Linked DNA regions of Homo sapiens: region 1 is linked to region 2. The links are chromatin loops, found by intact Hi-C in ENCODE. Cell type or tissue: uterus. All regions are shown on one strand. Each heading gives the region's core, and the rest is flanking DNA. Links, peaks and the distances in the headings are about the cores only.

The links. Hi-C counts contacts between places; a loop is a spot of excess contacts. Peaks named below come from ENCODE experiments on the same cell type or tissue, not always from the same donor. Only the 100,000 strongest peaks of a DNase experiment are listed, where the experiment ranks them.
Region 1: a loop joins it to region 2, with 11 times the contacts of the local background. A loop is called at or near these places in 7 of 110 quality-filtered maps.

What each region holds. Positions count from the first base shown.
Region 1 is chr2:236,839,420-236,842,336 of GRCh38, reverse strand. No RefSeq gene overlaps it. Among named protein-coding and RNA genes, the nearest start is that of COPS8-DT, 240 kb to the left of the region's middle. In uterus, for the core only: no CTCF peak of the experiment used is centred there; no DNase peak of the experiment used is centred there.
Region 2 is chr2:236,887,751-236,890,667 of GRCh38, reverse strand. No RefSeq gene overlaps it. Among named protein-coding and RNA genes, the nearest start is that of COPS8-DT, 200 kb to the left of the region's middle. In uterus, for the core only: no CTCF peak of the experiment used is centred there; a DNase peak (open chromatin) is centred at 1,427; H3K27ac peaks cover 855 bases.

The DNA of each region.
Region 1 (2,917 bases), core at 172-2,671, 48 kb after region 2:
AGTCAAAGAAAAAATTGAGAGAAAAATTCAGGAAAGCATGAACTATGAATTGCTACTTCCGTTTTCTGGAACACTTAAGCCAGTGAGAACCATCTCCGCCATCCCTCAGACCTGCAAATACCCAGGGGATCGCCAACCACACAGATGGGGAGGGGGCTCCACGTGATGATGGGGTTTCTCACCAGGGCCATTGTCCTCATCACTTACCCAGCATGTGGCACATATTTTGAATAAATACTAAGATGAAACACTTATACGGATACACGTGCATGAGACTGTGTGTGAGAGAGAAAGAGGAGCCCCTGAATCTTCACACGAACTCCAGGTGGGTCCTACGTATCATCATCCCAGGGAGCAGACGAGGAAATTGGAAGTGATAGAGGATAAAGGATAGGTGGCTTGGCCACGATCCCAAGCAGCCTTGCAGGTTCAGGGTCCTGACCACTGTGTTCTGTGGCCACCCCGGGAGACAATGTGTCACGATTGGCGAAAATGAACGATCCACTTAGAGTCAGGGTGGACCTCTAGACCAGGCTCCTGGGCCTCCCACAACCCTTGTATGGATAGTACAAGTGTGGGGTGGGCCCGGTAGTGCTGTCCATCATGGTGATCCAGGCACTTCTTCCTCTGTTTTCTGTCCTGGATGGAGGCAAATGTCTCAATGGGCACTTGGGCCAGGCCAAAGGCTCAGAGCTGCTCTCACGATCTCACCCTTGGCGCATGAAGGTCCCCGGAGGTCCCCGGAGCTATGCCCTTACAAGGTGATGTGAGGGAGGCCTGGGCTGAGGCTGCTTCTCTTTCTCATAGCACTATCGGCCAGCCCCACTTGGTGTGTGCTGAGAACACCAACTAAGGGCACTCTGCCTCGTCTTTTCAACTTTTAGGGACCAAGTGTCATGCCCTTCAAATAGATGGGATAACTGACCATATTCAATTAATGTAGGAAATGTCATGCTCTTCCCAGAAATAACTCCAAAGATTTTTTAAAAAAAAGTCATTCTTTTTGTCTGTGGGATCCTAGGGGCATTATTTCCTACACGTTTATACCAGGTGGGAAAATAACTATCGTAGTTTTCATTGGAACAATTATATATTTAGCATTTGTTTAAATTTAGACTTCCTAATTTTTCTCTGTCACTAAACAACCACAGACAAACAAGATGCAATTTTCTAGTCCAAAATAAACAGAGCAAATAGTTTCCCAGATACCGAAGTCCCTTACCACAAGGAGAGTGGACGCCTGCCATCGGTCTCCTCCCCTGGGACTGCGTTCTCACACTGGGCTCAGTTGGCTTAAGGGTGCCCGGTGTGAACCGGATGCCCCAAGATAGTCAGGTCAGTAAGCTGCTGCTTCTGTATGGCCCTCTAGGAAAGGTCTCTTTGTTTTGATTTGTTGCAGCCATCGTCAGTCTTGGGTTTCTCTATTTCTAATGCCACATTATGGAAATGGAATTTTCTGTGTCCTAGCTTGCTCTGGGTTGATAGAATCAGGGGATCTCAGGATTGGAGGGTGATTAGGAAGCCCTTCAATACAACTATCTTCCCCAAATGCCTAGGGAAGCTCTTTTAGTTCAGTTTTGGGATGGGGGAGACCACTGCCAGGGTGATCATTTGAAGTCCAGGCAATTCCCTTGTGTCATCCACCTGGCAAGTGAATCAGCTCCTCTGTGCCTCCCATTGAAGGTCATTTTATTCCATCCAGGCTCCAACTCCACTTTCTTGGGCCACATAGGACCTGTCTAATTCTCCTTCCACGTCAGCGGCATCAAACTATTTGAAGATAGGTATCAGGTCACCGCAGGTTAAAAAAAAAGTGCTAATTTATTCTCTTATATGGATGGCATTTCAAATAACTGCTGAAAGGATGTATCATTCAATACAGTGATGAGATAATTGGTTAACTGTTTAGCTTAGATCTTTATCTCAGTTGATGAGCCAAATATATTCCAGCTGGATTAAGGATAGAAAGATTCTTTTTAAATGAAATCATAAAATAATGAAAAATTTTAAATAGCTAGAAAAAAATGTTAGTTAAAAAACATCTGGGACTGGATGTGGCCTTTCTAAGCATAATATCAAAATCAGAGTAAACAAAGAAAATGCTCACTGATTTTTTTCAAACTTAGAAATTACAAGCATCTAGATGTTAAAAATAACCCACAACAATTTTAAAGTAAAAAATGCATTGGAAGCATTTGTAGTATATATGACAAATAATTGGGATCTTTCGTATAATAGGAGGCTTCTCAAAATGATAAGGGAACATGAATAAGTTATTCATGCAATAATAAATGCACATAGATAAAGCATTGAAAAGATTTAATTTTGTTCAGTAACCAAAGAAATGCAAACTTAAAAATGGATGTGTTTTCCACTCGTTAGATGGAAAGATTAAAGGCATATAACACTCAGTTCTGATGAGGTCTGGGAAATGAGAGCTATGTGGAATGGTGCAAACTTTCCCAACAGAAACGTGTCAATATGCATCAAAAGTACTTTCACACAGAAATCCCACTGCAATGATTTATGCTAAGGAAACATTAAGAATGTCAGCAAAAGGCTTAGGTATAAGACTGATTAATTGTTTTAAAATAAGACTTCAGACTAAGTTGAATGTCCTACAATATGGATTTAACAGGTATATAATTTCTGACAGTTTCAAACATATGCATATGATACATTAAAAGAAAAAGAGGTTAAAATCTGGTATTCAGTACACAACTATGCATAGCCATTTAGATAAGCACGTTCTATTGTATCCTTATATATGTGCATAGGGATAATTCTGGAAGGAGATTATTATCACGGACTATCTCTAGAAGATGGAATTACAGGTAGCTTCTGTTTTGTTCTCCTTGCATATCTGTACTTTATACTTCTTTTAAAATAAGCTAAATTTACTATATTCTAAAAACAA
Region 2 (2,917 bases), core at 187-2,686:
TTACGAGAACTACAGTTCAAGATGAGATTTGGGTGGGACACAGCCAAACCATATCACTGTCTTCCTCTGGTTAAGTGGCTCCTGTGGGGAAGTCACGTGGGGGAGTATCTGCTTCCTTTGCCCCATCCCCTTCTGCACCTCATCTGGCAGAGATTCATCGGGGTTGGCCCTGGGGCACTCTCCACTGTTGGCAAGGCCAGGGTGCTTTCCTCCAAGTTTGTGTCTCCGTAGCCACTCAGTGACCATCTTCAAGAGAAGGGAGTAGACAAGGAATAGTGTTTGCTGAGAAGATTCCTAGTTGTTTTAAAAAGTGCATGTGCTGGTGTGCACGCGTACACACACACACACACACACACATATACAGTACACTATAAATTCGTATACAAAACCTTCTTGGCCAAAGTTAGAAACGTCGGAGCCTAAGTTAGCACAGAGACCCAGAAGAAACCCAAAGCCAGCACTGTGAGGCGCAGGAGCCCGTAGGGTAGAAAGCTACATTCCGCCACTCCCGAGAAAGACGACTGGGCCTGGGCAGGCGAAGGTGACTGTGGCCCTTTCTCTCAAGCCAGGGAGCCAGCTCCAGGGGCCCTACAGCCTGACCTGCGCCCCTCCAGCTGGGGCCCACTGCTCCCCATCCCGAGTCCTGCTCAGAGACAGAATCTTCATTTGTCCTCTATTTCATTATTCGGGGTCAGACTCTGGGTCTTCCAAGCTGACAGCAGGGAACCTGATAAGCGAATCTTCGCTAATAAGAGAAGCTCCGGCTAATTTGGCCTAAATTCCCCATATCCCTGGCACCCTGCTAAGGGAAACAGTCACATCAAAAGCAGCCAAGATCATGCCTTCTTTTTCTGTGTTTTGTTGTTATTGTTGTTTTCAAAAACACTTTCACGCAAGCTATTGTCATTTATCTTCATATGTGAGCATGGTCGAAATGATGGCTCCAATTTTCCAGATAAAGCTGAAGCTGCCAAGAGCCCAGGATCTGGTTCCCAATCTCTGCACTCCTGGACAGCTACGCCGGGTTATCCAGGGGCCCCCAGGTCTTTCTAACCTAATCTGCTCAGGAGGAGAAGCAACCCAGGCTGTTCCACATGCATCTTAAAATTTTAAATATTTAAACGTATCCCTTCAGACTAGCTTTCGTGACACCAAGGTGGAAATGAGTAACAGACATCTTTCCAGAGAAAAGACCACTCTCTCCTTCTGTGGCGTGGCTTTCAGGAAATGGGAGGGGAGTGCGAGGAAATCAGATCTAAAGGAACACCGAGAGTCCATAAAGAATAATTACAACCATGAGCCACGGGGAAGAGGAAATGGACTCCGGAGTCTGATAAATAGGATTTTATTAACTTATTAACCTCGCTGGCCTATCTAGGAAGCTAAAAGCGAGACCTTTCAGCCCAGCAGTGACCAGTGCACACTGGGAACCGACAAGCAGATGGAACACACAGGGCCTTGTTTAGACAGAGGCGGAAAAAGCAGCCCAGCAGTGTGGGCACTACATGTCTTTATTCCTAGGGGAATGTTTGCTGGAAGGGAAATTATCTTGAAATATGAAGCTGGTGATATTTCATCCATAGTCATACTAGAGATAAAAGATCTGATGCTTTAAAAAAAAAGTAGAGAGAGTAACATGAAGTGAAAAGTATTTCTTCCTTTCATGGGAAGATTAACTCACGTTGGGGGAATATAATTTTGAACCTGGAAATTGGCGATGTCTGGCTATCTATGTCCCAGGCGGCCATTGAGGCTCAGGAGGAGGCAGGGACCACATGGTGCGTTTCTAGACAAGCAACCGCCCAGCCGTCCCCTCGCCATAAACCCAGCCCGTTATTTGCAGCAGGCCACACAGACGCAGGGGAACAGGGCCTCTGCTTCTCTCTCAAGGACTGGAGTGGGGCTGTAATTCTTTGAAATCCAACAGCCCATTTAGTCATTTCATTTTTGCTGATCCAGCAGGCGGAATGGAGGCCCAGGAGTGAGCCTGGGTCTCTGGCTGCAGAGAGAGGAGTTCCAGCAGCTCCAGGCTCAGGTGCGTTTGCGCTGTGGCCCCCACAAACGGGGGCCCGCTGCCCCACATACTGAGTCTCTCTCAAGCTTCCTGAAATGACCGTGTGGGTTGTCTGGGCTGCAAACCTCCCAGTGACTACTCATCTCTCAGAGTAAATTCAAAGTCCTTGCAATGCCTCCATGCCCACATCCTCAGACCCTTCTCACCTTGTGGTTCCTCCCACTCCACGGCACGCAAGGCCCTCGCTGGTGGCAGGGCCTGTGGGCAGAATTCTCTTCTCCCAGGGGAGCACCTGGGGAATCCCCTCATTACCTCCCAGTCTTTGCTCCATTCCCTTTGCACCAAGGCCCACCAGGTCGGCTGTACTGGTCTGATGCTTCACTCAAGGCTCTATTCCTGTTTCCTTGGCACATGTCACCTTTTGGCTCATGAAGATGGACTGACACCTCCTCGATGGGGTATGTGCATTCCTTGTTTCCTCATAGCACATAAGTGCCGTGAGGACTGGGGCCTTGTCTGCATCTCACTCGTCTATTCCCAGCACCTAGAAGAACCATGGGCACACAGGGAAACAGGCAGCGAGTGTGTTTCCATCCAAAACAGCATCTCCAGTGTGTTTTTCTCTCTCAGCCCTTCCTTTCCAGAGTGGGAGAGAGGCCAGGACAGGCAGTCTATGCGCAAAAAAGTCCTTTAAATAAGGAAGGTAAAGATCCGGTTTTACGGCACTACCCCTACAGGAATTCCAGGCTTTCATAGAAACAAGTCCACATCCCTGTGCTGAAGTCTGCCGAAAGGAGGCCTCTCAACAGTGGGTGATAGTCCACAGTTTACAAGCGCTGGCTCCAGGCCTGACCAGAGAGGACCCCGAGCCGTGTTCCCCCTGCCTTCACTCTGCATTTTCTG